Linked DNA regions of Homo sapiens: region 2 is linked to region 1. Evidence: read pairs that join two places in POLR2A ChIA-PET (ENCODE). Cell type or tissue: GM12878. All regions are shown on one strand. Links, peaks and the distances in the headings refer to the core of each region. The heading gives the core; the rest is flanking DNA. Region 1 overlaps SMG9 (SMG9 nonsense mediated mRNA decay factor). Region 2 overlaps LYPD5 (LY6/PLAUR domain containing 5).

What was found. ChIA-PET counts read pairs that join two places held together with the same protein. Peaks named below come from ENCODE experiments on the same cell type or tissue, not always from the same donor. Only the 100,000 strongest peaks of a DNase experiment are listed, where the experiment ranks them.
Region 2: POLR2A ChIA-PET joins it to region 1 with 11 read pairs; 7 of 35 experiments call an interaction of 5 or more read pairs at or near these places.

Annotation. Positions count from the first base shown.
Region 1 is chr19:43,712,373-43,728,892 of GRCh38, forward strand. SMG9 (SMG9 nonsense mediated mRNA decay factor) reads right to left here. Exons shown (of 14, transcript NM_019108.4): 14 at 15,611-16,520. IRGC (immunity related GTPase cinema) reads left to right here and starts at 3,704. Exons shown (of 2, transcript NM_019612.4): 1 at 3,704-3,770; 2 at 6,121-7,649. The coding sequence starts at 6,187. The coding sequence ends at 7,578. RefSeq lists an enhancer at 3,677-4,177. In GM12878, for the core only: no CTCF peak of the experiment used is centred there; DNase peaks (open chromatin) are centred at 13,279 and 14,609; H3K27ac peaks cover 1,678 bases.
Region 2 is chr19:43,783,166-43,799,685 of GRCh38, forward strand. LYPD5 (LY6/PLAUR domain containing 5) reads right to left here. Exons shown (of 5, transcript NM_001031749.3): 3 at 15,647-15,823; 4 at 15,290-15,436; 5 at 12,762-14,664. The coding sequence ends at 14,426. Among named protein-coding and RNA genes, the nearest start is that of KCNN4, 10 kb to the left of the region's middle. RefSeq lists cis regulatory regions at 1-40, 2,041-2,488, enhancers at 1,252-1,546, 1,534-2,035, 2,036-2,535, 15,731-15,900 and a silencer at 1,252-1,546. In GM12878, for the core only: a CTCF peak has its summit at 2,331 (motif pointing left); no DNase peak of the experiment used is centred there; H3K27ac peaks cover 1,705 bases.

The DNA.
Region 1 (16,520 bases), core at 8,469-16,468:
GTCTCACAGAAGAGGGAGGTGCAAGGAGAAGGAGAGAGACAGGAAAATGGCCAGTCAGTGGAGCAGTCAGAACACATACAATGTTTATCAATTAAGTTTGTTGTTACCTGTGGGCACAGTTTATGGTGCCCCGAAATGATTACAATGCTAACATCAAAGATCACCATACCAGAGATAATGATGATGAAAAAGTTTGACATGTTGTGAGAATTTCCAAAATGTGACACAGAGACATGAAATGAGCACGTGCTGTTGGAAAAATGGCACCAACGGGCTTGCTGGACACAGGGTTGCCACGAACTTTCAATTTGTAAAAACCATAGTATCAGGCCAGGCGGGGTGGCTCATGCCTGTAATCCCAGCACTTTGGGAGGCCAAGGCGGGAAGATCACTTGAGGCCAGGAGTTCAAGACCAGCCTGGCCAAGATAGCAATACCCCATCTCTATTAAAAATACCAAAACAAGCCGGGCATGGTGGCGCATGCCTGTAGTCCCAGCTACTCGGGAGGCTGAGGTAGGAGAAGCCCTTGAACCTGGGAGGTGGAGGTTGCAGCGAGCCAAGATCATACCACGCACTCCAGCCTGGGCAACAAGAGCAAAACTCCGTCTCAATAAATAAATGAATAAATAAATAAATAAAACAAGAGTTGGGCATGGTGGCGCGTGCTTGTGGTCCCAGCTACTTGGGAGGCAAAGGTAGTAGAGATTGCTTGAGCCCAGGAGGTGGAGGTTGCAGTGAGCAGAGATCACGCCACTGCACTCCAGCCTGGGTGGCAGAACAAGACCCTCTTCTCCACCACATCCCCGCCCCCCCGCAAAAAATACCACATAGTATCTGTGAAGGACAATAAAGCTGCATGCAATAAAATGAGGTGTGCCTGAAATTGAGTTTATTATTGAACGAATGAAAGTTCTCTCTCAACTCAGGTTCTTTGCAGAGGCTGGTCCCTTAGCCTGGGATGCAACTCCCTAATGTGCCATCTGGCTCACTCCTACTCATCCTTTGGATCTCAGGTCAGGTGCCCCCTCCTCCAGGAAGCCCTCCCTGACTCCCAGGCTGAGTCGGGCTTCCTCCTTTGTGCTCCCACAGCCCTCTGGGGTCCCCCATCCCAGTGCTGCCCCCTCTGTCATCATTATCTTGGGATGGATCTGACTCCACCACTGGACTCTGAGTCCTGTGGGGGCAGAGCCTGGCTGTCTTGTCCATTGCTGCGTTTCCAGCATGCAGATAGGCAGGGTGCAACCCCTCTCTCTCTGGCTGGTGCTCTCAGGAGCTGCTAGGGGCATCCCTGGGAACATGCCAGTCTGCATCGGTGCATGTGTGCAGGTGGCAGTGGCTCTCTTTCTTGGTCCACAATCATCCTGGGCTGCAATAATCTCCATTTTCTCGGGCCTGGAGCCCCTGAAGCAGTGCCTGGGTTTGATGCATCTCTGGAGCCCTAGCTGCTGCAGCAGAATGAATGAGGTTCCTGAATGGAGTCAGTGGGTTTCGGGGTTTCTGTATATGTTGTCAGTGTGTAACTGTGTCTCTTAAAGTCTGCACATCTGTGTCCCGGAATGTGTGTGTTTGCGAGGCTTTGGTAAGTGTGTGTTTGTCTGAGTCTTGCTTTCCTTCAGTGACTCTGTTGTTTTGTTTCGTTTAGAGACAGAATCTTGCTCAGTCACCCAGGCTGGAGTGCAGTAGCATGATCACGGCTCACTGCAGCCTTGAACTCCTGGGCTCAAGCAATCCTCCCACCTCAGCCTCCTGAGTAGCTGGGACTACAGATGTGCACCATCATACCTGGCTCATTTTTTTTTTTTTTTTAAGAGATAGGGTCTTGGCCAGGCACGGTGGCTCACGCCTGTAATCCCAGCACTTTGGGAGTCCGAGGTGGGCGGATCACGAGGTCAGGAGATCGAGACCATCCTGGCTAACACGGTGAAACCCCGTCTCTACTAAAAAATACAAAAAAATTTAGCCAGGCGCGGTGGCAGGCGCCTGTAGTCCCAGCTACTCGGGAGGCTGAGGCAGGAGAATGGCAGGAACCCGGGAGGCGGAGCTTGCAGTGAGCCGAGATTGCACCACTGCACTCCAGCGTGGGAGACAGAGCGAGACTCCGTCTCAAAAAAAAAAAAAAAAAAAAGAGATAGGGTCTTGCTATGTTGCCCAGGCTGGTCTCAACCTCCTGGGCTCAAGCAAACCTCCTACCTCGGCCTCCCAAATTGCTGAGATTACAGGCGTGAGTGAGCCGCCATGCCCAGCCACGAAGTAACTCTGTATTTGAGGCTCTTTCTGTGTCTTTCCCTTCTCTCTTGGGCCAGGGGTGCGTGTCCATGCATTTTGGGAAGGAGTCCTTGCTGTCTGCTGGTCTGTGTGCTCGGTGTCCGGGGAAGTCTGAGAACCATGTTGTTCACTCTCTTCAGCTCTGTGTGTTTGTGTCAGTCAGTGAGAGCATGAGTGAGTCGTGTGTCTTTTGCCCTGCACCTCCCTTTCACCTGTGGCTTAAGAACTCTGTACTATGCGGCCAACAGCCCACTCTTCCCCAGCTCTCAGGGTGGCTCTGAGCTAGTCTATTCCCCTTCTGGGCCTCTCTCTCCTTAGTTGTTCTCAGAGGCTCCTTTCCAGAACTGGCCTGCAGATGGTCAGGAAAATCCTCTGAGTAGCGTTATTGTAAATTCCCTACAAGAGGAGAATGGAGAAGGCCCTGTGGAGCCTGGCCTGGGCAGAGAGGAAGCCCGGAGGGGAGACAGGACAGAGACACTTATAAAGGACAAGAAGGGGCCGGGTGTAGTGGCTACACCTGTAATCTTAGCGCTTTGGGAGGCGGCATAACCTGAGGTCAGGAGGTTTGGGAGGCGAGGCAGGCGGATAACCTGAGGTCAGGAGTTCAAGACCAGCCTAGGCAACATGGTGAAACCCCACCTCTACTAAAAAAAAAAAAAAAAAAAAAAAATTAGCCAAGCCTGGTGGTGCATGCTAGTAGTCCCAGCTACTCAGGAGGCTGAAGCAGGAGAATCACTTGAACCCAGGAGGCGGAGGTTGCAGTGAGCCAAGATTGTGTCACTGCACTCCAGCCTGGGTGACAGAGCAAGACACTGTTTCAAAAAAAGAAAAAAAAGAAATCAATGACTAAATTATTGGGCTTACAAGATAGCAGATCAGCCTCCCGAGTAGCTGGGACTACATGCATGCACCACATCTGGCTAATTTTTGTATTTTTAGTAGAGATGGAGTTTCACCACATTGCCCAGGCTGATCTCAAACTCCTGGCCTCAAGTGATGCACTCGCCTCGGCCTCCCAAAGTGCTGGCATTACAGGCGTGAGCCACTGTGCCCACCAGCAATGACCGAATTTGTATCATCAACTTTCACACTTCTCTGGGGAACTGACAGTCCCCTGGGTGGAGGGTGGAGTGGTAGCAGGGCCAAGCCCTTGGAAACCAATCTGTGAATCTGAGACTTTGTCCTTGGGGGGTGATGGAGACCATGGAGGATTTTGAACAGGTCTTGGTGTTAGAAAGATCTCTCTGGAGTCTTCAGGGGAACTGGAGGGCCCAGTGTGAGTGGGTGGTGACCCCATGAGCAGCTGGGGCTTGGGGTCCCTGCTCCACCTCCGGGCCCCACCCCCTGACATCACTGTCGCATTATTGCACCAGGTCTGGCTGACCAATAAGCTGCTGCTTGCTATGATAATGGGTCCTAGCAACGGTGTCTGACCTTGGCTAAGAGGGAAGGAGATCCTATCAGTGGGGAGAGTGTGAGGGGAGAGGGAGAGCCTGCAGGGCAGGTGAGTCCCCCAGGGCTCTCTCGCTGGGCCCCTGTGCGTGGGCGGAGCAGGAGCTTATGGTCTAATCCGGACCCCCTCAGCCCAAATTCCAACCACTGACTTGTCTGCCCCTTGCTGCCAGGACCTGTTCCAGGTTCCTACTCTTCCCACCGCAGACCATACTAGGGAGAGGGCACACCCAGGATAGGAGGCTCAGATCTGGAGGCAACAATGTCTTTTTTTTTTCCTTTTTTTTTTTCTGAGACGGAGTCTCGCTCTGTCGCCCAGGCTGGAGTGCAGTGGTGCAATCTTGGCTCACTGCAACCTCCGCCTCCTGGGTTCAAGAGCTGGGACTACAGGCATGCGCCACAACACCTGGCTAATTTTTGTATTTTTAGTGGAGATGGAGTTTCACCATGTTGGCCAGGCTGGTCTCGAACTCCTGACCTCAAGTGATCCACCCACCTCGGCCTCCCAAAGTGCTAGGATTACAGGCGTGAGCCACCATGCCCAGCCGGGAACAATGTCTTAAGGACATATTTCTGTGGGGGGTGGAGTGGGGTAGCAGAGGATGGGGTGAGTGGTAGGAGGTGAAGAGACGGGGTGCAGGGGGCAAGGAGACAATGCAGGAGGCAGGGACATGCAGCTGAAGGGAGAGTAGCTCTCTAGGTGGGTGAAGGAGCCTGGGGACCTGGGTTGGGGTCCTGGCTATGCCTCTGGATGAGGAGACCTCATTTGTCTTGTCTGAGCCTCAGTCCTTCTCCCTGTCAAATGGGGACAGTGATCCCAGACATGAGCAGCTCTCCCAGGGCACCCTGAAGACCCTTAGTGAGTAAATGTATTTTAGAGATGATGGGCCAGAGGAGGGTGAGTGGGAAGAGGGAGGACCAGGGAAGCTCCTGGTGAGGAGGAGGGATCTGAGGGGGGACCATCACGACAGGAGCTCTGGGCGGTGGGAGGGGAACTGAACCCCGGGAGGCAAGGGCTGCCATGGCAGGGGTGGGGTTTCATGGAAATGACTCCTGGTGTCCAGGTGGTCCCCATGTCTGGCTTCCCGAACCCAAGGGCGTCTGAACCCAAAGTCAGCCTAGGGCTAGCTGAACGGGGTTTGTGGGCATCACAGCAGCCCTGCGAGGTGGGGAGGAGTATCCCCCACGGGGCAGCTGAGGCTCAGACAGGGCGAGGACTTGCTCAAAGTCACACAGCTAAGAATATTACTAATGATAAGAATAATGACGATGATGGTGATGCCAATGACACGAGGCACCTGCCCTGAGCCAGGCGCCGTTTTATGGGCTGCTTTATGTCATAACTCATTCAAGTCACAGAGATCCTAGGAGGTGGTTTGCCAGGATTGTAGGTATCATTCTCAGTGTTCAGATGAGGAGAGTGAGGAGAGAGTTAAGTAACTTGCCTCACATCACTCAGTAAGTATGTGGTGGAGCCAGGATTTGATCCCAGGCAGTCTGGCTCCGGGTCTGGGTCCCCTCCACCCTACCCTCCAATCCCAGCCACCGCAGGAGTGCAGCTGTTTCCTCTGAATGGGCCTGTACCACCCTTTCCTATGCAGCCCTGGCTATGTAATTTGCCCTGGCTATATAATTTGCAAGGCCCAGTACGAAATGAAAATATGGGGCCCCTGGTTCAAATATTATAAAGAATTTCAGGCCAGGCATAGTGGCTCATGCCCTTAATCCCAGCGCTCTGGGAAGCTGAGGCAGGAGGACCTTGATCTCGGAAGTTCAAGACCAGCTGGGACAACATAGTGAGACTCCCATCTCTACAAAAAATTTAAAAAGTAGCTGGGCATGGTGGCATGCGCCTGTGGTCCCAGCTGTTCAGGAGGCTGAGGTGGGAGGATTGCTAGAGCCAAGGAGATCAAGGCTGCAATGAGCCATGATCGTAGCACTGTGCTCCAGCCTCGATGACAGAGAGACCCTGTCTCAAACAAACAAACAAACAAACAAACAATTTCAGCTAGTGTCAGCAGAGCATTAAACCAAGCACTGGGCCATTCTAAGCACAGAACCCTCCAGGGCACACATACACCCAGAAAACTGACCTGTGCCTAGGTTACCCTGGAGACTCCAATAGTGCTCCAAGAGGCTGCTTGGTGGTCATGCCCATTACCCAGAGAGGTGCTTCATTTTGCCCCTGGTCACACAGCAAGTTAGTGGCAGAAAAGGGATGTGAACCTGGGCCTGCCAGACCCCAAAGCCCTCTAACTTGTGCCAAAAATGTGTCCCCAATTCTTGAAGGAAAAAGAGAGCTGTGGGCTTCCAGGGCGACTCCCTTCACATCCGTGGTATCTGTCTCTCCCTGCCCCATGCCAAGGCCCAGGAGGTGTGAATGGCTCCCTTCTCCTCTGCAGGCGCTGAGGATCACGCATCCTGTGACTCTCCCCTGTCCCCCGCCACCCTCTGAACCACTGGCCACCATGGCTACTTCAAAGTTGCCCGTGGTGCCTGGGGAGGAGGAAAACACCATCCTTATGGCCAAGGAAAGGCTGGAGGCCCTGCGCACAGCCTTTGAGTCGGGTGACCTCCCCCAGGCCGCCTCTCACCTCCAGGAGCTGCTGGCCTCCACGGAAAGCATCCGCCTGGAGGTGGGCGTCACGGGCGAGTCGGGCGCGGGCAAGTCCTCCCTCATCAATGCCCTGCGTGGCCTGGAGGCCGAGGACCCTGGCGCGGCTCTCACGGGCGTCATGGAGACCACGATGCAACCGTCGCCCTATCCACACCCACAGTTCCCTGACGTGACCCTCTGGGACCTGCCAGGAGCCGGCTCTCCAGGCTGCCCGGCTGACAAGTACCTAAAGCAGGTAGACTTCAGCCGCTATGACTTCTTCCTGCTGGTCTCCCCCCGCCGCTGCGGGGCCGTCGAGACCCGCCTGGCCGCTGAGATCCTGTGCCAGGGCAAGAAGTTCTACTTTGTGCGCACCAAGGTGGACGAGGACCTGGCGGCCACGCGCACCCAGCGGCCGTCGGGCTTCAGAGAGGCCGCTGTCCTGCAGGAGATCCGAGACCACTGTGCCGAGCGGCTGCGGGAGGCCGGCGTGGCTGACCCTCGCATCTTCCTGGTGTCCAACCTCTCGCCGGCCCGCTACGACTTTCCCACGCTGGTGTCCACCTGGGAGCACGACCTGCCCTCCCACCGGCGCCACGCTGGCCTGCTGTCGCTCCCCGACATCTCGCTGGAGGCCTTGCAGAAGAAGAAGGCCATGCTTCAAGAGCAAGTCCTCAAGACCGCCCTGGTGTTGGGCGTCATCCAGGCCCTGCCGGTCCCAGGGCTGGCGGCCGCCTACGATGATGCGTTGCTCATCCACTCACTGCGTGGCTACCACCGCAGCTTTGGTCTGGACGACGACTCGCTGGCCAAGCTGGCCGAGCAGGTGGGCAAACAGGCAGGTGACCTGCGCTCGGTCATCCGCTCCCCACTGGCCAACGAGGTCTCGCCTGAGACTGTCCTGCGGCTCTATTCCCAGTCGTCCGACGGCGCCATGCGGGTGGCCCGCGCCTTTGAGAGGGGCATCCCTGTGTTTGGGACGCTGGTGGCTGGCGGCATCAGCTTTGGCGCTGTCTACACCATGCTCCAGGGCTGCCTCAACGAGATGGCTGAGGACGCCCAGCGTGTCCGCATCAAGGCCCTGGAGGATGACGAGCCGCAGCCGGAGGTCAGCTTGGAAGTGGCCAGTGACAATGGCGTGGAAAAGGGGGGCTCCGGGGAGGGAGGTGGGGAGGAAGCCCCACTCTCAACCTGCAGGAAGCTCGGCCTCCTTCTTAAGTACATTCTGGACAGCTGGAAGAAACACGACTCAGAAGAGAAATAAAGAGTGCAGCCCCGCCCCCCTGCCTCACCCACAAACTAAGTCTTAACAAAATCCAAATTACCAACAAAAAAGGCCGATGTGGTGAATGTGAGGGCTGCAGTTGCCTGGGGGGTGGGTGTGGAGGGAGCCTGTGTCCCTGGCAGGCAGGGGAGCCGGCGTCCTGGGCAGGGCAAAGGAGGGGGCACTGGGGAGGGGAGGAGGGAGGCAGGTGGGCCCAGGGCCAACAGGGGTGTAGTGAAAGGGGACAGGAGTGCCCTGGAGAGGGAGGTTGGAGACATGGATGGTGGGCCCAGGGTTCCCTGGTGGTGTCTTTCTCCCTGGTCCCCAAGTGGCCAGGAGGAATTTGTGGGGCACAGGACAGCAGGGCCAAGACAGGAGATTGCATCCTGCTAAGGTGCTTTCTATTTTATTTTATTTTATTATTATTATTTTTTGAGATGGAATCTTGCTCTGTCACCCAGGCTGGAGTGCAGTGGCCCGATCTCGGCTCATTGCAGCTTCTGCCTCCCAGGTTCAAGCAATTCTCCTGCCTCAGCCTCCTAAGTAGCTGGGATTATAGGTGAGCACCACCAAGCCCAGCTAATTTTTTTTTTTTTTTCGAGACTCAGAGCCCAGGCTAGAGTGCTGTGGCACAATCTTGGCTCATTGCAACCTCCACCTCCCGAGTTCAAGCAATTCTCCTGCCTCAGCCTCCCAAGTAGCTGGGATTACAGGCACACGCCAACACGTCCAGCTAATTTTTGTATTTTTGGTAGAGAGGGGGTTTCACCATGTTGGCCAGGCTGGTCTTGAACTCCTGACCTTGGCCTCTCAAAGTGCTGGGATTACAGGCGTGAGCCACTGCACCTGGCCCCTGCTAAGGTACTTTAGTTTCAATCTCATGTCCGTGTCTGAGAACCCAGTGTACCAAAGACAGCCCCAGGGGCCTGGGATGAGCACAGTGGTGTCCAGCAATGGCTAAACAGGTTGGGGAGAGTGGGCATCCGTGCCTGCCTGCTGCCTGGGAGCCATGGAGGGGTAGGGGGTGGCAGGGAGAGGGAGGCCAGGCGGCCACAGGGCTCACCTCCGTGTGGTGCTTGAGAAGACAGAGAATGGCATGGTGAGAGAGTGACTGGATGTTTCCATGAACATCGGAGGAGAGAGGAGGCCGACGATGCAACTCCGTGGCCTAGCATGAGTCTTACTCCAGAAGGAGGGCGGGTGTGTCTCAGAGCAGGAAGGCACATGGTGTTGAGACATCTGGCGTGTCTGTGATTGGGAAGAATCCTGGTCTCTCCATGATTAAAAAAAATTTTTTTTAGAGACAGGGTCTTGCCCTGTCGCCCAGGCTGGAGTGCAGTGGCGTGATCACAGCTCTCTTCAGCCTTGACTTCTTGATTTTGATGCTGTGAGTCTAAGATTGTGACTCATTTGCTGAGTCTGGGGTCACCTGTCTCTGTGGGATTGGGTCGGGGTGTGCGCGTGTGAATACTGGGACCTGCTGAAAGGCCCTGGGTCTTAACGGGAGGGCAACTATGTGTTGAGCTTTCTGACCAGACTGGTCAATATGGAGAAACCCCATCTCTATTAAAAATACAAAAATTAGCTGGTGTGGTGGTGCCTGCCTATAGTCCCAGCTACTAGGGAGGCTAAGGCAGGAAAATCGCTTGAGACCTGGAGGCGGAGGTTACAGTGAGCTGAGACTGTGACTCCGCACTCCAGCCTGGGTGACAAGACTCTGCCTCAAAAAAAGAAAAGAAAAAAAAAAAGCTAAGTTTAGAGATTCATGTCTACATTTTTATTTTTCACTTTGACACACTCAAACCTAACTTTCCCCTGCTCAAGACCAAATTAAAAAGTAACCATAACAATAAAAGTCATAACAATGCCCAGAGTGTCTGAGGCATCACCAATAATAATACTGAGAGTGTAACCACACGCAAGGCTAAGTACTTTATATTAGCTAACATTTATTCATCACTGCTAGGTACTCCTGGTTCATAACACCCTGGAAAAGAAGCTTCTCTTACTGTTTACATTTGGCACTGAGAGAATGATTAAGTTGCTCGGCCAGGTGTGGTGGCTCATGCCTGTAATCCCAGCACTTTGGAAGGCTGAGGCCGGTGGATCACCTGAAGTCAGGAGTTCGAGACCAGCCTGACCAACATGGTGAAACCCTGTCTCTACTAAAAATACAAAAATTAGCCAGGCGTGGTGGCAGGCACCTGTAATCCCAGCTACTTGGGAGGCTGAGGCAGGAGAATTGCTTGAACTGGGGAGGCAGATGTTGCAGTGAGCCAAGACTGTGCCACTGCACTCCAGCCTGGGCGACAGAGCAAGACTCTGTCTGAAAAAAACGAACAGAAAACTTACCCAGGCTGTTGTAGGGAGGTGTCAACCAGTATTTGCCCAAGCTTCTATTATCTAATTATGACATTGCTGGAGACCATCAACAATTAAAGGATTAGGAGCATAAATATTTTTGCTTTTTTTTTTTTTTTTTTTTGTGAGACAAGGTCTCACTTTGTCATCAGGATGGAGTGCAGTCACATGATATCAGCTCACTGCAACCTCCACCTCCCGGGTTCAAGCGATTCTCCAACCTCAGCCTCCTGAGTTGCTGGGATTATAGGCATGAGCCACCGTGCCCGGCTAATTTTTTTGTACTTTTAGTAGAAACGGGGTTTCACTGTGTTGGCCAATCTGGTCTTGAACACCTGGCTTCAAGTGATCCTCCTGCTTTGGCCTCCCAAAGTGCTGGGGTTACAGGTATGAATGACCATGCCCAGCGTATTTTTGCATTTAGTTAAATTCTGGTTTTGGGCAGTTTTAAGATCTAATTTCAATGTCTTTTCTGTAGACTGCAGTCACTTTTGGGGTGAAACAGGGAATCTGAACATGTATGTCTCAAAGTTTGACTTTGTGGCTGGGCGCAGGGCTCATACCTGTAATCCCAGCACTTAGGGAGTCCGAGGCAGCAGGATCACTTGAGCCCAGGAGTTGGAGACCAGCCTAGGCAACATGGCGAGACCCTGTCTCTACAAAAAATACAAAAAACTAGCCAGGCATGTGGCACGCGCCTGTAGGCCTAGCTACTCAGGAGGCTGAGGTGGGAGGATCACTTGGGCCTCAGAGGTCAAGGCTGTAATGGGCCATGATCGTGCCACTGCACTCCAGCCTGGGTGACAGAATGAGATCCTATCTCAAAAAAAGAAAAAATAGGCTGGGCGCAGTGGCTCACGCCCGTAATCCCAGCATTTTGGGAGGCCGAGGTGGGCGGATTACTTGAGGTCAGGAGTTCAAGACCAGCCCGGCCAACATGGTGAAACCCCATCTCCATCTCCACTAAAAACACAAAAATTAGCTGGGCGTGGTGGCAGGCACCTGTAATCCCAGCTACTTGGGAGGCTGAGGCAGGAGAATCGCTTGAACCCAGTGGGCATAAGTGGCAGTGAGCCGAGATCATGCCACTGCACTCCAGCCTGGGCAAAACCCCATCTCAAAAATAAATAAATAAATAAATATGAAAGATGTGGATACAGAAGTCAATGCCCTTTAGTTTGGCAGCACAGGGATTGGTGAGAAGGACTTAATGTGGCTCTTTCTGGTAAGGCTGGATAGAATTCTTGCGTACGTGTCTTTTCCAATAGACAAAGTCGCCAGGCTGCAGATCATGGTGTTGTAGGTCTTTGTCTCCTATGATTGTGCTGTGGAAAGATTGTTCTATCAAAATATGATTTCTATCCATTGCTTTATTAATGCCTTTACCTTAGTAAGGCTTTATTAATATTGAAGTATGTCTGTTTTGTTTTTTTTTGTTTTTTTGTTTTTGTTTTGAGACAGTGTCTCCCTCTGGTGCCCAGGCTGGAGTACGGTAGCGGGATCTTGGCTCATTGCAACCTCTGCCTCCCGGTTGAAGTGATCGTCCCGTCTCAGCATCCCGAGTAGCTGGGACTACAGGTGCACACACAACTACACCCAGCTAATTTTTGTGTTTTTGTAGAGACAGGGTTTTGCCATGTTACCCAAGCTGGTCTCGAGCTCCTGGACTCAAGCGATCCCCTTGCTTCAGCCTCCCAAAGTGTTAGGATTTTACGAGTGTGAGCCACTGCACCCAGATGGATATGTCTCCTTTTATCAATTAAGGGTCAAAAGCAGAGGAGGCCAAGTGCATAGGATGGCCTGTGACTATTTCCAAAGGTGAAAGTTTATGAGCCCCAAAGAGAGTGGCCCTTAGATTTAATAATACCAAAGGAGGAACTTAGGTCAAGGAAGGTGTAGATAAATTCTGCCAACTGGGTTTTTTGTTTTTTTGTTTTGAAATGGAGTCTCACTCTATCACCTAGGCTGGAGTGCAGCGGCTTGATCTCAGCTCACTGCAACCTCTGTCCCCTGGGTTTGAGCAATTCTCCTGCCTCAGCCTCCCAAGTAGCTGGGATTATAGGCGTGTACCACCACACCTGGCTAATTTTTGTATTTTTAATAGGGATGGGGTTTCACCATGTTGGCCAGGCTGGTCTTGAACTCCTGATCTCAAGTGATCTGCCTGCCTCAGCCTTCCAAAGTGCTGGGGTTACAGGGGTGAGCTACTGTGCCCGGCCATCCAACTGGGTTTTTATAGTTCCCCTTGTTTGTTCCACTGAGCCAGAAGATTGGGGATTGTAGACAGTGGAAATGCTGAGAAATTGGCCAAACTGAACTCACTTGTTTTATTATATGGCCAGTAAAATGGGCTCCTGATCACGATGTACTTCAAGGGGAGTTCCCTAGGTGGGAATACTTTTTTTCCAGGAGAATTTTGGCCACAGCTGAAGCAGTGGCTTGTCTACCAGGAAAGCCTCTACCCAATAGGAGAATGTGCAAACTGTTACTAGTACATATATATATATATATATATATATACACACACACACACACACACACACACACACACACACACGGAAGTGGGTAGTTGGATAAAATCCATTTGCCAAACCTTGAAGGGCCCATTAGGTAGATTAAAATGTCCAGGATCGGGATGTACACATTTTCCTGAGTTAAACTTACGGCAGGTGGCACAAGTGCCAAATAGGCTTTTTTTTTTTTTTTTGGCAGCTTTTTTTTTTTTTTTTTTTTTTTTTTTTGAGAGAGGGTCTCATTCTGTCACTCAGACTGGAGTGCAATGGCACGATCTCCACTCACTGCAGCCTTGATCTCCTAGGCTCAGGTGACTCTCCCACCTCAGCCTCCCCAGTAGTTGAAACTACTTATTTTGATATTTTTAGTAGAGACACGATTTCCCTATGTTGCCCAGGCTGGTCTCGAACTCCTGGACTCAAGCAATCCGCCCCCTTCGGCCTCCCAGAGTGCTGGGATTACAGGCCCGAGAGCCACTGCACTTGGCCAGTACAGCTTCTTTTAATGTCACTCCCCCTAATATTGTTTCATAAAACAATTTGTAAGTTCCCCAGTGGGTCAGATTATGTACTGTAGTTAAGAATATTGACTTGGAGAGAACTGGTTATCAGGCCTTAAACACAGCTTTTTTTTTTTTTTTTTTTTTTTTTTCAAATCATTGAACTAGCAGTGTGATCTTTCCAATTTTGTTCTTCCGTTTCTGGTGCCCAATTTTGTGCATCTTTGGTAATCATTTTTAGATCACCTTTTGGTGGCTCTTTTAGCTGGGCCTCAAGAGAGATTTGAGGAACCGAACCTTTAACAGCAGCATCCTTTGCGGCATTATCAGCCAAGACTGTTTCCTCTAGCTTCCGCAGAGGTTAACCTTGAATGTCCGGGAGTTTCCATAATAGCCAAGGCAGCTGGCAGCTGGATGGCATCCAGTAAGTCCCGTACATAGGATCCATTTTTAATTTGACCTCCAGTGGACGTGAGTAAACCCCTTCATTTCCATAGCAGTCCAAAATCAGGAGCAACCCCAAAGGCATATCTACTATCTGTATAGAGTAACAGATTGCCCTTTCACGAGGAGGCCAGCAAGGGCAGTGAGTTTAGCTTTTCGTGCAAAAGTAGCCACAGGGGCCAGGCGCAGCAGCTCACACCTGTAATCCCAGCACTTTGGGAGGCCGAGGTAGGCAGATTACTTGAGGTCAGGAGTTCAGGAAGACTGGCCAACATGACGAAACCCTGTCTCTACTAAAAATACAAAAAAATTAGCTGGGCATGGTGGTGGGTGCCTGTAATCCCAGCTACTCGGGAGGCTGAGGCAGGAAAATTGCTTGAATCCAGTGGGCAGAGGTTGCAGTGAGCTGAGATTGCGCCACTGTACTCCAGCTTGGGCAACAGAGCAAGACTCCATCTCAAAAGAAAAAAAAAAAAGTAGCCACAGGTAAGGGGCGGCTTCAGCAACTTCGAAGGAAGTGGTAACTACATATCTTACACAGTTTTTACCATTGTCATCTTTCAGATACGATCCATCTATATCCATAGTTCAGCCAGTTCAGCATTATCTAGCGGAAATTCTTGTAAACATTTTTTAGGGAATCAAAAGATAGTGTCAAACAGTCATGGAGAGCTGTGTGCAGTGGCTCACACCTGTAATCCCAGCACTTTGGGAGGCCAAGGTGGGTGGATCACCTGAGGTCAAGAGTTCGAGACCAGCATGGCCAACATATAGTGAAACCCCATCTCTATTAAAAATACAAAAAATTAGCCAGGGGTGGTGGCGGGCACCTGTAATCCCAGCTACTCGGGAGACTGAGGCTGGAGAATCACTTGAACCCGGGAGGCCAGAGGTTGCAGTGAGCCGAGATTGCGCCACTGCACTCCAGCCTGGGCAACAGAGCTAGACTCCGTCTCAAAAAAAAAAAAAAAACAACCTGTGGGCCTATGCCTGTATTCCCTTAGGCTTTCCCATGGTGGTTGTGGATTGGCTATTTTAAAGAAAACACGCTTGAAGGGGGAACTTATTTACATCGCTCTGATGTTGACCATCCCATAGGGCCATGGTCAGCCACTGTAGGATGTTGTTGGATTTTGGATTGGTGAGATGAGGAACAAGTGGGCTAAACTGCAAGCCACAAGGGGAAGGGGAAGTTTTACTAGGCCAAGGTGATGAGGTTTCGTTGAGTTTCAAACAATGTATGTCAGGCCTAAAAGTGGATGCCAAGGCAGCAAGTATATTGTAACACATTTATGACAGGCATGCAGAGGGATTGGAGAATGGGTAACTCAGGGTGAAAATACTCCCTCCCCTGTTCTGCTAAGGGTCACCACGTTCTGAAGCTGGAGAACTAGGGGTCAGGCAACCCATGGCAAGTACAGCCCAGCCAGCCCTCAGCCAGTTCAAGATACTGATGCTGTCGTGAGAGGCAGCCAGGGCTCTGACGGAGGCCCGCAAGATGGGGAATCTGCCAGCAGTTGCTGCCAAGTTGCAGGCCACACTTTGTTCACGGGAGAATGCAGGCTGCACGCTGGCACTACCAAGGGCACAGGCTCAGGCAAGTTGACCTGTCAATATCATGAGAGGCTACGAAATAAAGACCCTAACTCAGCCTGCATGGCTGTGATAGAAATGGCTGTGGACCCTACACCCTACCCGCACCCACGGTCATCATCAGACCGGCCAGGCATAGGCACGCCCACTTTTTAGGCTGACAAGTACCTCCAGCAGGTGCTGCTGGACCGTTACATCCTCATTATCATTGCATCAGAGCATTTGACCACCGGCCATGCCCAGCTGGCTCGCGAGATCCTGCAGCAGGGCGTTTCTCCTTCCTCTGCTCCAAGATGGAGTTTGCCACCCCCAAAGCTGCCACCCCAGCACCTTCTCTGAGGAGAGTGGGCTCAGCCAGATCCTGGATGGCTGTCAACAGTAGCTGGAAGGTCAGGGACATGCTCTGGGGTACTGGTGGCAGAGAAGGAGAGCCTGGACCCTTGAGATACTGCCCACCCCTTCCCCTTCGTCTTCCAGCAGAGGCCCAGAGTGGGAAAAGAGGTCACCCCCGGTACCAGCGCATGACTGAACTAGACTTTGTAGTGAAATAATGCTTTTTAGCTGCCATTCCCTAACAGTCGGCACTTCTCAGTCACTGGTGATAGAGACCAATCGCTTGCATTAAGGAGAAAGAGTATGTATTGGCTCATTTATTTGCAAAGTTAGAGGATTGCAAAATGCTATGTGCCCAATGCAGACCTGGCACCTGTGGATGATGGTGGCATTTAACATTTATTGAGGCTCAGCATAGGTCAGGCACTGATATGGTTTGGATCTGTGTCCCCACCAGATCTCATGTCAACTTGTAGTTTGTAGTCACCACTGTTGGAGGTGGGGCCTGGCGGGAGGGACGGCATCATGGGGGTGGTTTCTCATGGTTCAGCGCCAGCCCCTTGGTACTGTCCTCACAATAGTGAATCTGTTGTAAGAGCTCGTGGTTTCAAAGTGTGTGCCACCTGCCCCCTCTTGCTCCTGCTCTGGGCATGTGAAGTACCTGCTCCCAGTTCACCTTCCGCCATGATTGTAAGTTTCCTGAGGCCTCCCCAGAAGCCGAGCAGATGCCAGCACCATGCTTCTGGTTCAGCCTGCAGAACTCTGAGCCAATTAAACCCCTTTTCTTTATAAATTACCCAGTCTCAGGTATTTCCTTACAGCAATGCAAGAACCGACTAAAACAGACACCATTATGAACTCAATTAATCACCACAACACCCCTAGGAGGTAGGTACAATCATCACCTTATTTTGCAGACAAAACAGATGCCCAGCAAGCTTTAGCAACTTGTCCAATGCCACACAGGTGGTAGATGGCAAGGCTGGGATCTGAACATAGGCAGCCTGGCTGCAGGGCTGACATTCTTAGGCCAAGTGCTGCGCTCATGACAGGCGCTTGAGCCCAGGCAGCTGCCAGCACAACATGGCCTGCTCCAGTGTAGAAGCTGATTGAGCGGTGCTCATGTTTCCTGCAGTGGAGGGTGAGAAGGATACCAATGTATTCCTGTGTCTGAATTGAAAAGCGTGAGTTCCACCTG
Region 2 (16,520 bases), core at 1-8,000, 62 kb after region 1:
GAAAGTGCAGCCGCCGGGCACTCCTGAGCCTGCAGCCTGGGCACCCCTGCCCACTGGCCGCCCGGCTCGCTGCGTCTCTCTCCTCCCTCTCCGGCTCTTTCTCTGGTTCTTTGGGACTTGCTTCCTGTCTCAGTCTCTCCTGATCTGGAAACCTCCGCGTTTGTCTTTTTTTTTTTTTTTTTTTTTTTTGAGATAGAGTCTTGCTCTGTCTCCCATGGCTGGAGTGCAGTGGCACGATCTCGGCTCACTGCAACCTCCACCTCCCAGGTTCAAGCAATTCTCCTACCTCAACCTCCCGAGTAGCTGATATTACAGGTGTGCACCACCACACCCAGCTAATTTTCGTATTTTTAGTAGAGACGAGGTTTCACCATGTTGGCCAGGCTGGTCGTGAACTTCTGACCTCAGGTGATCCACCCGCCTCGGCCTCCCAAAGTTCTGGGATTACAGGCGTAAGCCACCGTGCCTGGCCAGGTTTGTCTTTATCTCTGTCTCTGTTCTTCTCTCCTGGTACCTTTGTCTCTCTCTGTCTCTCTTCACTCTGTCTCTCTGTCTCTGCCTCTCTTAGCCTCTCTGTGTCTCTCTCATCGCTCTGTCCCTTTCTCCATCTTCGTGTCCCTCTCTGCTCCTCTGTTTCCTTCTTTCCCCGTCACTGTCTCTCTGTCATGTCTCTCTCTGTGTTCATCATTGCCTGTGTCTCTGTCATCGTGTCTCACTCTGTCTCCATCTCTCCGTCTCTAGGGCCCTCTGTTTTTGTCTGTCTCTTGCTGAATCGGTGTTTCTCTCCGTCTCTGTTTCACTCTCTCCCTGCCTCCTGGTCTCCTCTTGGGTCTCTCTCTCTCTCTCCGGGCCTCTCTATGCTTGTCTCTGCCTCAGTTTCTCTCTGCTGTTCACTGGCACATCTACGGACAGCCTGGTTCCTTCCGGTTCTACCCCAGTCCCACTCAGGGGTTGAGGGCCAGTGATCCAGAGACTGTGGCCACCCAAGGGTCAGAAGCCACTAAATAGCGCTCCAGCTGCGGCCATGCCATGGCATCTGTGCCCCAGTTCAGGCACTTGTGAAAAACGGAGACAGAGACTGACACAGAGGGAGAGAGAGATAATCAGAGAGACCTCGAGGCATTCAGCCAGGGATGGTGGGGGCATGTATTAAAAAAAATCAAAGAGACCCACAGGTGCAGAGAAACCGGAAAACACAATCAAGACACGGAAGTTAGAGCACAGAGAAATTTTGTCTCCAAATAGGCCATGACTGAAAGAGAAAAACAGCAAAGGATGGGCATGGACATGCCTGGGTGGCAGTGATGGGGTTACAGTGGGAAGGGCACCTGCCTTCAAACTGCAGTCCTGGGATGCAGGGGTCAGTCCTAGGAAACTGCTTCACTCCTCAGCCAGCTGCCTCCAGCCCAGGGAGGGGCCAAGGGGGGAGGGCGAGGTGACTCAGGGCCTCAGGGCTTCTTGTGACTCACCCTTGGTCTCAATCCTAGAATGGGGAGTGGAGGGAGAGAGGGGTTTGTGTAAAAGAGAGGGAGAGGGAATAGTAGAGGACCTCAAAATGCCTAAGAGGAAGGGTCCAGGAGGAAGAAGCTGGGGGTCTGGACTCCTGGTTCTGAGGGAGGAGGGGGTCTGAGGGAGGAGGGGCTGGGGTCTGGACTCCTGGGTCTGAGGAAGGAGGGGATGGGGTCTGGACTGCTGGTCTGAGAGAGGAGGGGCAGGGGGTCTGGACTCCTGGTTCTGAGGGAGGAGGGGGGCTGGGGTCTAGACTGCTGGTCTGAGAGAGGAGGGGCTGGATCTGGACTCCTAGGTCTGAGGGAGGAGGGGCTGAGGCCTGGACTCCTGGGTCTGAAGGAGGAGGATCTGGGGTCTGGACTCCTGAGTCTGAGGGAGGAGGGCTGGGGCCTGGACTGCTGGTCTGAGGGAGGAGGTGCTGGGGTCTGGACCCCTGGGTCTGAGGGAGGAGGGGCTGGGTCTCATACACTGGAAGAACTGATTCCAGAGTCTCCAGGATTTTTCCTTGGCCTTGTCCCAGCTGCACCACCTCTGTCGCAGCCCCATCTCCGGGCCTGGAAAGAACCCAGGTGCCTCGGGGCCCAGCAGGAAGGGGCCAGGGACAAAGAGTTGTTTAACTGGGCAGGCTGGTGAAGGAGAGTGAAGAGGGTGTCTCAGGCGGAAAGGTCATTCATCGCCCAAGGCTTGTGCAGGGAAAGGCAGGGCTGAGCCCCGAGGAAGAGATCCTGAAAGTCAGAGGTCAGTGGCGGCAAATCCTCCACCGCCATCTCTGGGACCTTGGAGCCTGGAAGCTCCAGGGCTTATAAATACTGTCACCTAGTGTTCACTTAGGCAACTGCAGACACTCTCCCTGTCCAGCCTGGTTTCTTGCCAACATAGAGCAAAACACCTACTGAGTGCCAGGCACTGCTCAAGGAGTTGGCGATATGTAATGAACAAAAATGGACAAAATTCTTGCTCTTGTGGAGTTTCCAGGCTAAAGGAGGGAGACCTCGTGATTCCATCAATCTCAGTCTCTTCTTTGCTCTCAGTCTTCATTTTTCTCTCTGTATATCATTGTCCTTGTTTTTTCTTTCTTTCTCTTTTTCTTTCTTTCTTCTTTCTCTCTCTCTTTCTTTTTTCTTTTCTTTCTTTCTTTCTTCTCTCTCTCTCTTTTTAATTAAAAAACATTTTTTTGGTCATAAAATCAGTTCCCACTATGTTGCCAGGCTGGTCGCGAACTCCTGGTCTCAAGCCATCCTCCTGCCTCGTCCTCCTAAGGTGCTGGAATTACAAGTGTGAGCCACTGCGCCTTGTCTTGCTTCTCTGTTTCTATCTCCTGGTCTTAGTCTCCAAGTGCATGCTTTTCTCCTTTCTCCTTTTTTCTTCATTTCTGCTTTTATTTTCTTCTTTGTATCTCTGTGTTCCCCGCCAGTTAAAAATGTATGTATATTATGTTATTACACAGAGACATACACCCACACTCTATATATAGTATATGCAGATATGTAGTATAGTATATGGCATAGTATACAGATGTATAGTGTATACAGATGTATATGATATACAGATATCTATATCTCACAATATGGAAGTCTAGAGACCTCGGTTTAAGCCTCGATGTGACCACTGACTTTATTCATTCATTCATTCATTCATTCAAGACAGAGTCTCGCTCTGTCACCCAGGCTGGAGTGCAGTGGCACGATCTTGGCTCACTGCAACCTCCACCTCCTGGATGCAAGCGATTCTCCTGCCTCAGACTCCCAAGTAGCTGGTACTACAGGCATGCACCACCACACCAGGCTAATTTTGGTATTTTTAGTAGAGACGGGGTTTCACCATGCTAGCCAGGCTGATCTTGAACTTCTGACCTCAGATGATCCACCTGCCTCAGCCTCCCAAAGGGCTGAGATTAGAGGGATGAGACACCACCCCCGGCCTAACTTTATTTTTGTATGGAATATGTTATACGTACAGCCTGGTTTAGAGACAAACCTGAGTTCAAACCTAGTTGCCATCCATAGTTGTGTGCTCTGTGAAACTTGTAAAAGAGGGATTATGTTTCCTATGTGACAGGGCTGCTTGAGGCTTAGGTGAGAGAGAATGTCTGGAGCCCTAACAGCAGGCCTGGTCTATGTTAAAGTCTTGTGATACATTGTCTCCCAAGTTGCCTGCCAGTGACTCCTCCCTTCCCTGCACTGGCAGGTGGCTTCTCCCACGAAAAGGAACAGTATGTTCCTTCTCCTTCAGTCTATCTGGCTCATGACTTGCTTTGACTAATAGAATGTGGCAAATATGACACTGAACCAGTTCCAGGTCCAGATGTTAAGGAAACTAGAAGCTTCTGCTTTTGTACCCTTAGAACTAGAAGACCACCATGCTGTAAGGAAGCCCAAGCTAGTCACATGGAGAGGCCATGCAGGGAGAATGAAGCTATCTTGGCTAAAGCCCCAGTCCTGTCCTAACAGAATGCAACCATGTGAATGACTTCAGGAGAGACCAGCAGAAATGCCCAGTCAAGCCTCAATCATGAGATTGTTTATTTTAAGACACTAACTTTTGGAGCGGGTTGTTACACAATAAAAAGTAGATTATTATACCCTTATGTTCATATCTGCATGTTTGAAGTTTTCCATAATAAAAAATATATATATATGGGCCAGGCATGGTGGCTCACGCCTGTAATTCCAGCACTTTGGGAGGCTGAGGCAGGCAGATCACTTAAGGCCAGGAGTTCAAGTCCAGCCTGGCCAGCATGGCGAAACCTCATCTCTACTAAAAATACAAAAAAAATTAGCCAGGCGTGGTGGTGGGCACCTGTAATCCCAGCTACTCAGGAGGCTGAGGCATGAGAATCACTTGAACCTGGGAGGCAGAAGTTGCAATGAGCCAAGATCGTGCCATTGCACTCCAGCCTGGGTGACAGAGTGAGACTTCAACTAAAAAAAAAAAAGTATATGCATATGTATGTATATGTGAATAGATAATAAAATAATAAAATGTATAATGCAAATTGCACTCCATACACTGCAGCTAGCATCATTTTGCTCCTAATTTTTTTGCCTATGAGCCTTTCTTGGTCAGTCTCAGCTTGGGTCTCAATTTTCTTGTCTGTCTTTCTCTATTGCTTTCTTTCTGTGTGTCTATTCCTATCTTGGCGAAACTCCTCCCATCACTTTCCTTTGCATTTACTTTGCTTTATCACATTGGCCTTGTTGCTGATTCTCAAACATACCAAGCTTTTTTCTGCCTCTGGGTCTTAGCATTTTCTGTTCCCTCTTCCTGAATGCTTGCACCTCCACTCTCTTCATGGGGCATTCCCTCACTTCATTCAGTTCTCTGCTCAAATATATATATGAATTATTATATATATTATAATAGTATACAATATATAATATCATATAACATATAATAAAAATAATACATATATCAATAATATATAAATATATAATCATATAATATATAAATATATTATATATTATATTTATATATTATATATAATTTATATATAATATCTAATAAATAATTATAATTTATATAATATATATAAATTTATATTATCATAAACATTTGTTTATATTTATATTATTATAAATATTTATATTTATAATATTATAAATATTTATATTTATAATATTATAAATATTTATATTTATAATATTATAAATATTTATATTTATAATATTATAAATATTTCTTTATATTTCTATTATTATAAATACTTATTTATATTTCTATTATTATAAACATATAATTATATTCATATTATTTACATTATAAAATATATATTTATATTATAAATATATATCATTATATTTATATTTATATTTATGTTTATGTTATTTATATTTATAAATTTATATAAATTTATATTATTTATATATTCATATATATTTATATATAATTTTTGTTTCCTATTTTATTAAATTTTTTTGAGACAAGGTCTTGCTCTGTCACCCAGGCTGGAGTAGAGTGGCACAATCATAGCTCACTGCAGCCTCAACCTCCCAGGCTCAAGTGATTATCCTGCATCAGCCTCCTAAGTAGCTGGGACTACAGGTACAAGCCACCATGCCTAGCAAATTAAAAAAAAATTGCTAGAAAAGGAGTCTTCCTATGTTTCCCAGGCTGGTCTTGAACTCCTGGACTGAAATAATCCTCCTTCCTCAGCCTCCTGAAGTACTGAGATTACAGGCATGAGCCACAGTATCCAGCCACTCTGCTCAAATATAATCTCTGCCTTAACCACCTCTTCAAAAACGGTCTCTTCCATCTCCCTCAATCATCCTACATCTTATTTCACTGCTTTATATTTTATCATAGAACTTATGACTATATAAAATGATCTCATTTTATCTGTCTCATTGTTTAAGGACAGGAACCTGGCCATCCTGTGTTCAGAACAGTGCCTGGCACATAGCAGATGCTCAATGAATATTTGTTGAAGGAATGCTCTTGTTCAATGATACTGATAGGCGTTTTTTGACTCTAGCCTCTTGTCCTGTTCCACACTGTTCAAGATGGCATTTCTTCATTTCCCTGTCTTTTGTCCTCCGTTAGTTGAGTTGCTGTCTGTGGTTCTGAGACCCAATACTGTGGATCTGTCCTTGGTGCTGACCTGGACTTCCACTTCCGCTTAAGCTTGGGAGGGTGGGGGAATCTTGGGAAGGGGCAAGGTTGTATGTAAAATCCAGACATTAAATAATCATTATCTGCATTACCAGAAGAAGAGAGATGTCTGGGTTCCCAAGTGGGTGTATGGGTCACTGTGAGTTAAATAGGTATTAGTTCTATCTATTATCTACCTTTTCATATATACATACATATTCATATATGTGTACATATATATTTATTATCGAGAACTTCAAACATATAGAAGTGAACAGAAGAGTATAATAAATCTCCATGTATCTATTTAACAAATACCAATTCGTGGTCAATTGCATTTCATCTGTGCTTCCATTTACTTCCTCACTTCCTATGTTATTTCAGTGTAAAACCTAGAGGTAATACCATTTAATCATATGTGGCATTTAAAATTGTTTTCTTTTTCTTTTTAGAGGCAGGGTCTCACTCTGTCACCCAGGCTGAGTGCAGCGGCCCAATCATAGCTCACTGCAGCCTCGACCTCCTGCCCCCAAGAGATCCTCCTGCATCAGCCTTCCAGGTAGCTGGGACTACAGGCGCACACCACTGCACCTAGTTACTTTTAAAATTTTTAGTAAAGACAGGGTCTCTCTATGTTGGCCAGGCTGGTCCTGAACTCCTGGCTTCAAGCAATTTTCCTACCTCGACCTCCCAAAGTGCTGGGATTACAGGCGTGAGCCACCAGGACTGACCTAAGACAGACTTACACATTGCAAGTCCGCAGATCTTAAGTGTATGGATTAATTCAGTTAAACCTGTATACAGACATGTGTGACCACCATCTCTATCAAGCTATCTCCATCACCACAAGAGGCTCTCTTGTAACCCTCCCAACTGATACACCAGAGATAACCAGTATTCTGAATCCCTATCACCAAAGATTAAAAAGCTCTAATATGGATGTCCAAAGACCTGAGCTCTAGCCATGTCTTTGCTTTTGACATTAAAAAAAAAATAGGTCTGGCGCGGTGGCTCAAGCCTGTAATCCTAGCACTTTGGGAGGCCGAGGCAGGTAGATCATGAGGTCAGGAGATCGAGAACACCCTGGCTAACACGGTGAAACCCCGTCTCTACTAAAAATACAAAAAAAAAATTAGCCGGGCATGGTGGTGGGCGCCTATAGTCCCAGCTACTCGGGAGGCTGAGGCAGGAGAATGGCGTAAACCCAGGAGGCGGAGCTTGCAGTGAGCCAAGATTGTGCCACTGCACTCCAGCCTGGGCGACAGAGCGAGACTCTGTCTCAAAAAATAAAAACAACAAAAACAAATAAATAAATAAAATATACCTTATATGCCAAAAGTGCATAAAACATAGTGGTACATTTTGGACAAATGATGTATTGTGAACCTCCATAAAATCAAAGGCACACCAAGAGAAAGTATTTGCATTCCCTAGAATCTCCTTATGTGCTCCTTTATGATCGGGAACCCCCAACCTCCAGAGGAAACCACTACCCTCACTTAGAAGGGACTTTAACTCCTCGTAGACCATAACACTCACACTCTGGTTTCTCAGTTCCTCCTTCTGCCTCCAGCCTTTTAATCCTAAATTGCCCTTGACTCTGGAAACCAGGCAGCATGAGAGGCCCTCTCACCATCCACCTCCCTGGTCTCCCTGCCTCCAATCTCACTCCCTCGGGCCTGTCTCCTGCATGGCCACAGGGAGAGCCTCATATCACCTGGCTTTGACCATGCCTCGCCCCTTCTCTATATCAGTCCATGTATCCCCATTGGCTGTAGGAGAAAGTTCAGAAAATGTTATCCCTATTTGACATTGTAAGCCCTTCAGGGGCACTGCCACATCTTCATTCACATCTTCTTCACTTAAAAAAAAATAGAGACAGTGTCTTACTCTGTTGCCCAGGCTGGAGTGCAATGGAGCGATCATAGCTCACTGCAACCTCAAATACCTGGGCTCAAGCAATCCTCCCACCTCAGCCTCTCTAGTAGGTGAGACCACAGGCATGCACCATCATGCCCCACTAATATTTTTAGTTTTTTGTAGAGATAAGGTCTCACCATGTTGCCCAGGTTGGTTTCAAAGTCCTGGGCTCAAGTGTTCCTTCTACCTTGGCCTCCCAAAGTGCGGGGATTACAGGAGTGAGCCACTGCTTCTGGCTTTCCTCACACTTTAAACACAGGTAGGTACTGAAAAATAGTTTTTCAAAGTGGTTGTTCTATTTTACACACATACTACTTGGATGTGAGAATCCCAGTAGCTCCACATCCTTGCTAATAAATGAAGCCTTTTATTTTACTTTTTTTTCTTTTTTTGAGATGGAGTCTCACTCTGTCGCCCAGGCTGGAGTGCAGTGGCGCAATCTCGGCTCCCTGCAAGCTCTGCCTTCCAGGTTCACACCATTCTCCTGCCTCAGCCTCCCATGTAGCTGGGACTACAGGCACCTGCCACCACGCCTGGCTAATTTTTTGTATTTTTAGTAGAGACAGAGTTTCACCATGTTAGCCAGGATGGTCTTGATCTCCTGACCTCGTGATCCGCCCGCCTCGGCCTCCCAAAGTGCTGGGATTACAGGCGTGAGCCACTGTGCCCAGCCTATTTTACTTTTAATTAAATTGTTTAGAGAGACGGGGTCTTGCTACATTGCCCAGGCTAGTCTCGCACTCCTGGGCTAAAGCAATCCTTCTGCCTCTGCCTCCAAAATTGCTGGGATTACAGGTGTGAGCCACTGTTTCCAGCAGGTGAAGCTTTTATTAGGTGAGTGCAAAAGTAATTGCGATTTTTGCATTGTTGGAATTTGCCATTTGATATTGGAATACATTCTTAAATAAATGTGGTTATGTTACACATCTTTTTTTTTTTTTTTTGAGACAGAGTCTCACTCTGTCACCCAGGCTGGAGAGCAGTGGCACGATCTAGGCTCACTGCAACCTCCGCCTCCCAGGTTCAGGCGATTCTCCTGCCTCAGCCTCCTGAGTAGCTGGGATTATAGGTGTGCACCACCATGCCTGGCTAATTTTTGTATTTTTAGTAGGGACAGCGTTTCACCATGCTGGCCAGGCTTGTCTCAAACTCCTGGCCTCAAGTGATCTGCCCACCTTGACCTCCCAAAGTGCTGGGATTACAGTTGTGAGCCACCATACCTGGCCTGTTATACATCCTTGTAATGGGCATTTCTTGCTTTATGTTTTTCTGCTAATGACTTATTACTTGATGTTTATTTTATGTTTATTTTAGACTCTGGAAATGATATTAGACAAAAAGCACATTAGAGCGACTTTCTTATTTCTTATTTGAGTTCAAAATGGGTCATAAAGCAGAGTTTGTTGAATCCTGAAGCACATATTTTTATACTACAGGAATCAACAAACTTATTTCTCATTGGCAAAAATGTGTTGATTGTAATGGTTCCTATTTTGATTAATAAAGATGTGTGTGAGCCTAGTTATAATGATTTAGAATTCATGGTCCGAGCTGGGCGTGGTGGCTCACGCCTGTAATCCCAGCACTTTGGGAGGCCAAGGAGGGTGGATCACCTGAGGTCAGGAATTTGAGACCAGCTTGACCAATATGGTGAAAGCTCCCCCTCCCCCTGGCCCCTGTCACTATTAAAAATACAAAAATTACCCGGATGTGGTGGCATGCATCTGTACAGTCCCAGCTACTCAGGAGGCTGGGACAGGAGAGTTGCTTGAACCCAGGAGGTGGAGGTTGCAGTGAGCCGAGATCGTGCCACTCCAGCACTCTAGCCTGGGCAGCAGAGTGAGACTCTGTCTAAAAAATAAATAAATAAAATGAAATTTATGGTCCAAAACCATAATTACTTTTGAAAGGCATCTCCCTCTCTGCTAAGCACTCAGGAAGGCATCTGGGTCGCAATACCCAAGCAGCTACATAGCCGAGTCCACAGTTTCACTTGGACCCCCCATACTATGAGTTCTAAGGCAGTCGGTGCACCCCTGTTCTACTTAGTGAGAGCTGTCAAGTATAAGCTTTTAGAAGTTTTTGAATCATTCTCATGACAAAGAACTGCCAATTGCTCATGTATTTCATCTCACAGGAGTCCTTGGCCACCATGCCTCAGGGATAATCTTCTATCTCAGAAGTACAGTCATACACTGCCTAACAACCCCTTGGCCAACGACGGACTGCCTTTATCATCACTGTGGCACCATAAGATTATAAAGAAGCTGGCCAGGTGTGATGGCTCACGCCTGTAATCCCAGCACTTTGGGAGGCTGAGGCAGGTGGATCACTTGAGGTCAGGAGTTTGAGACCAGCCTGGCCAACATGGTGAAACCCCGTCTCTACTAAAAACACACACAAAAAATTAGCTAGACGCGGTGGCTCATGCCTGTAATCCCAGCTACTCAGGAAGCTGTGGCAGGAAAATTGCTTGAACCTGGGAGGCGGAGTTTGCAGTGAACCGAGATCGTGCCAATGCACTCCAGCCTGGGTGAAAGAGCAAGACTCTGTATAAGAAAGAAGAAGAAGAAGAAGAAAGATTACTATGAAGCTGAGCGATTCCTTTTTTCCCCATTCCTCAGGCTGAAACCTATTTACCCTGTTCCTCAGGCTGAAACCTAGGAGTCATCTCAAGTACTCCTCAACCAATATATCAGCAGGTCCTGTCTTCTCCACTAATAAAACCTATTCCTTGCAGCCTGTTAAGGAGAAGCTAAATTTTTAAAAAATCTATTCATTTTCCAACTCCTTGCACTACCTCTGCCATCATCTCTTGCCTAGGTATATCATCTCTGCCTAGACTGGGGCAGTAGCCACCTCACAGGTCTAGCTTCCATTCTTGCCACAGGGAAGCTTTTAAAATGTAAAGCATGTACACAAGAGCACATGCTGTAGGATTCCATTCATATGAAGTTTAAAAATAAGCAAAATTGATCTGTGATAGAAGTTGGAGTCATGGTTATCCTTGGGGTGGGAAACTGACTCTGAAGGGCTATGAGGGAGGCTCTGGGGACATGGGCTGGAAATATTCTACATCTTGACCTAGGTGGAGGTTATTCAGGTATGTACATATGGAAAAATTGCAATTTATGCATTTTATTGTATATATTTTATACCTCAATGAAAATGTTATATCATATATTACATGTAATTATATGTGCATATAATTATATACACATACAACATATATATACACACATACACACACACACATACACCCTTATATATGATTATGGCAGCCTTCTACTTCTCCAACGCATTCTTTTTTTTGTTTTTTTGAGACAGAGTCTCTGTGTGTTGCCCAGGCTTCAATGCAATGGCATGATCTCAGCTCACTGCAACTTTTGCCTCCTGGGTTCAAGTGATTCTCCTGCCTCAGCCTCCCAAGTAGCTGGGACTACAGGTGCATGCCCGGCTAATTTTTGTATTTTCAGTAGAGACGGGATTTCACCATGTTGGCCAGGCTAGTCTTGAACTCCTGACCTCAGGTGATCCGCCCAACCCAGCCTCACAAAGTGCTGGGATTACAGGCATGAGCCACCACGCTGGCTCCAACACATTCTGTGTTAGTCTTGGATTAACCACAGAAACAGAACCAGTAGACAATCTATAATATAAGATTTATTGCAAAGAATTGGCTTATGTGGCCTGGCTAGGCAGGTCAGAAAGAGCAAGCTGGAATCTCAGGCATGGGCTGAAGCAGCTGTCCATAGGTGCAGTTTTTTTCTTCCTCAGAGAAGCCTCATCTCTGCTCCTAAGGCCTTTCAGCTGATAGAGTCAGGCCCACCCAAACTGTCTAGAACAATCTCCCTTCCTCAAAGTCAACTGATTATGGACTTTAATCACATCTACGAAATACCCTCACATCAACACACTGATTAGTGTTTGACTGAATAACTGGAACTGTCACATAGGTAAGCTGACACATCAAACTGGCCATCCCAACTTCAGACCACATTTGCAATAAAATCCAAAATCTGGCTGGGCATGGTGACTCACACCTGTAATCTCAGCACATTGGGAGACTGAGGCAGGAGGACTGCTTGAGCCCAGGAGTTTGAGACTAGCCTGGGCAGCATAGTGGGGGCCCCATCTCTATGAAAAATACAAAAATTAGCAGGGTGTGGTGGCACACACCTATAGTCCCAGCTACTAGGGAGGCTGAGGTGGGAGGATTGCTTGAGCCTGGGAGATTGAGGCCACGGTGAGCTGATTGTGCCACTGCACTCCAGCCTGGGATAGAGCGAGACCTTGTCTCTAATAAATACACAAGCAAAATCCAAAGTTCGCTTTGGATTGCTAGCCCATCAAAAAGGCTAGCTCCTTGAAGGTGGGAATTTTTGCCACTTTAGTTCCCTGCTGCATGCCCAGCAACTGGAACAGTGCCTTGCACATAGTAGGTGCTCAGTAAATGTGAAGGATGAATGAAGACATCCAGCTTCCCCTTGTATGTCAGGATGTAAAGACACCTGAAGCCCTTGTCACATGGCCTTACAGGAGCATAGGAGCGGAGTGTTTCTGAATTGCCCCCCTTCCCACAAGTCTACTTGCTGACATGGAGCGAGAAGACACGGGAGTCTACTCTTGCTATGCACTTACTCTGAAAATTGCTCTCTCACTGTGCTTTGGGCATCTTGTCTGTAAAACAGGAAGGTGTCTTAGTCCCTTCAGGCTGCTGTAACAAAATACCATAGACTGTATGGCTTATACACAACAGAAATTTATGTCTCATAGCTCTGGAGTCTGGGAAGTCTGCAATCAATGCACCAGCAGATTCGATGGCTGGTGAGAACCCACTTTCTTGCTTATAGGCACCTGCTGGCTGTGTTCTCATGTGGTGGAAGGGGCAAGGCAGCTCTCCAGGGCCTCTTTTATAAGGGCACTAATCCTATTCATGGGGGCTCCACCCTCATGATCTCACCACCTCCCAAAGGCCCCACCTCCCAGTAATATCACTTTGGTAATTAGGTTTCAAAAGATGAATTTTGGGGAGACACAAACATTCAGACAATAGCAGGATGCAACTTACTTTTTTGCTTCTCTCACTGAGTTGCTGGAAAGATCAAGTGGCAAAAAGCATGTGAAAGAACATGGTCAAGCATGTGCACAGAGAACATGCTAAAGGATCCCATCTCTATGAAGTTCATGCAGTTATGAAAGTGTCCTGCACTCATGAAAGTGTCCTGCACTCCTTGTGCTCCTTCCTCCCTCAGACCTTTGTCCAGGCTGTCTCCTCTACCTAGAATGCGCTTCCTCCTGCTTCTTTTTGCCAGCTACTATTGATCCTTTAGGATTTTGCTCAAGGGTGAATTCCTCCAGGAAGTCTTCCCTGATCTTTATAGCTTGGAGAATTTCACCTCGCTGAACTTTGCCTTGTGTGTTTTTCTGTGAAGTTAATCGGCACTCATGTGTTTAGGAGGTGGGGTTGCTTAGCAGTTCGTGGGGCTGGGAATCTGGTCCCTGAATCCATACTCACTAGATACACAAGCTCAACCAAGTGCTTTTGCCTCTCAGTTTGTTGACCTGTGACTTAGGGCTTATGACAAGTAGCCCATTTACACTGGGCCACTGCTGTGTCCCAAGTACTAAATGTTCATCTCGTTGAATCCTCACTGCAACTACTGTGAAGTAGTTCTTGTCATGTTATAGAGTTTATTTTCACCTCCACCTTATAGGTGAGAAAATATTGGCACAGAGAGCTCAAGTAACTCACCCACAGTCTCTGCAGGCTGAATGGTGGAGCTGGGATTTGAACCCATGCAGCTTAGCTCCAGAGCCTGGCTTAAGTAACTCACCCATGGTCTCTGTAGGCTGAATGCTGGAGCTGGGATTTGAACCCATGCAGCTTAGCTCCAGAGCCTGGCTTAAGTAACTCGCTCATGGTCTCTGCAGGCTGAATGGTGGAGCTGGGATTTGAACCCATGCAGCTTAGCTCCAGAGCCTGGCCTACTAACTGTTAGGGCATACTGCTTATTGGGCTTCTCATGATGACACTAATAAAGACATCATTGTATAGCTCCCTCCTAGAGCTGCGACAGGCTCTGGAGGGAGAGCACAGGAAGCCGTGTTATGGGGTGCCTGGTGCCTGGCTGGTGCTCAGTGAGTAACAGCTGTGATCAGAATTGCTCTTCATCGGGGCACGACATGGCTGTTTTGCCCTCCCCGGGGATGCTGGTGACTGTGTCCAGTTTCTTCCAGTACTGTTGGCCAGGTTGTGGGGCACAAGGGCGGGAGAGATGGAAGGCCAGAGGGACAGGAGTGCAATTCTTACTTTAACATCATTTTCCAGTGAGCTATGTGATAGGGGCTGAAGCAGCAAGAATGAGGTGTGTGAGCCCTGTCCCCAGCATCCTGGAGGGGCGGTCTATGCTGAGAGCCCCACCAGCAGGAGGACTGGGAGGAGCAGGGCCAGGACCTGTAGTGCTCGGGGAGGGGTGGTGGCTGAAGCACTGGTGAAGGGCTGGGTCATGGATTTCCTGTTGCAGAGGTACCCCTCACAGCAGGAGCCCTGGAGGTCGATGGCTGTCCAGGGGCTGGTGGTGCCCTCGGTGGTGCAGGAGGGCCGGTGGCAGGTTCTGATGTACACAGGGACTGAGAAATTGCCTGGAGGTGGGCAAAGCAGTGAGGAACGGTCAGAACTGAGGGAGACAGCTGCACCTGAACCTTCACCTTGGTAGCTAGGGCCATGCCTCGGTCCTCAGACTTGCTTCAGGTTTTCCTCCTAAGACCAGGGCCAGGCCTCCCTCAGACCAGGGCCATGCCTCTTCCCTCAGAACAGGGTCGTGCCTCCTCCCTCAGACCAGGGCCATGCCTCTTCCCTCAGACCAGGGGCCATGCCTCCTCCCCCAGACCAGGGTTATGCCTCCTCCCTCAGACCAGGGCATGGCCTCCTTCCTCAGAGCAGGGCCAGGCTTCTCCCTCAGACCAGGGTCTTGCCTCCTCCCTCAGACCAGGGTCATGCCTCCTCCCTCAGACCAGGGTCATGCCTCCTCCCTCAGACCAGGGTCATGCCTCCTCCCTCAGACCAGGGCCAAATCTTCTCCCTCAGACCAGGGCCAAATCTTCTCCCTCAGACCAGGGTCAAACCTTCTCCCTCAGACCAGGGTCATGCCTCCCACCTCAGAGCAGGGCCATGTCTCCCTGTTGGGCCTGTCTGGTATCACTACCCTCATGGCTGCCCTGCCTCCATATCCCTTGCCCAGGCCCTTCCACCCTTCCAGCCCCTTACCAACTGTCATTCTGCCATTGCCCTGGAAGCAGGCGGTCTGGTCCTGGTGACACTGGACTCGTCGGGACCTGCCGATAGCGCAGTCATCCTGGTGGACCCCGATACAGGCGTAGCACTCGGCGCCGCTGAGCGTCGGCGGGTCGGGTGCTGGCAAGAGAGCGTAGATGCACACTCAGGCAGTGGTACCCTGGCACAGTCGTGCGGGCTGCGCACTGCGCCAGAGCCCGCGCCTAGCACGTCTCGGGGGTTGGGATCCTAGCGCGCCAAGAGCAGGCGCCCAGCGGAGGCCACGCCTTCCCCGAGGCTGCCAGGCCTCTCATCGTCCCTCCCGGAGCCCAGCCCCGCTCTCCCGCGCACCTTGGCTCAGGTTGGGGAGGGCGTCATGAGTCATGAGGTGGGCGTTGCATTTGTCAGTTGTGCAGCCGCGCACCACCGAGTAGTCTGGCGGCAGCGCGTCCGCGTTCGATTGCGTCTGGCCCGCAGGAGGCCCGGTCCAGCAGCCCTTCCGCACCAGGGTCACCGGCGCGCGATACCCTGGGGGCGGGATCGGGGCTCGTGCTCTGCTTCCCGAAACCCTTCTCCCTCCAGTCTCAGCGTTCTTCCTCCTCCCTCTATCCTTTCACTTTCACCTACACCTCCTCCCCTCCCTCCTTCCCTCCTTCCTCTCACCCCCAGACCTTTTCCCCCGAGTTCTTCTCTTCCTCCACTCTTCCTCCCTGTGCGCCTCTCCCACCTTCTCTTCCTTGCTTCCCCATTGTTTCCTCCCCTCACCGCTCGTCCCTCATCCACTTTTTCTTTTGTGGGGCGGAGGACGGAGCCTCGCTCTGTCGCCAGGCTGGAGTGCAGTGACCCGATTTCGGCTCACTGCAACCTCCGCTTCCCGGATTCAAGCGATTCTCGTGCCTCAGCCTCCCGAGTAGCTGGGATTACAGGTGCCCGCCACCACGCCCAGCTAACTTTTTGTATATTTAGTAGAGACGGGGTTTTGCCATGTTGGCCAGGCTGGTCTCAAACTTCTGACCTCGTGATTCGCCAGCCTCTGCCTCCCAAAGTGCTAGAGTTACAGGCCTGAGCCACTGCCCCAGCCCTCATCCACCCTTTTCTTTTTCTTCCTCCTCTTCTTCCTCTCCCTCCCCATCTTTCTATCTTTATCTTTTCATCTTCTACTCAATTCCCCTCCCTTTCTGCTCCCCTCTCCCCCCTTTTTCCTCCCTAATCTCTCATCCCTGTC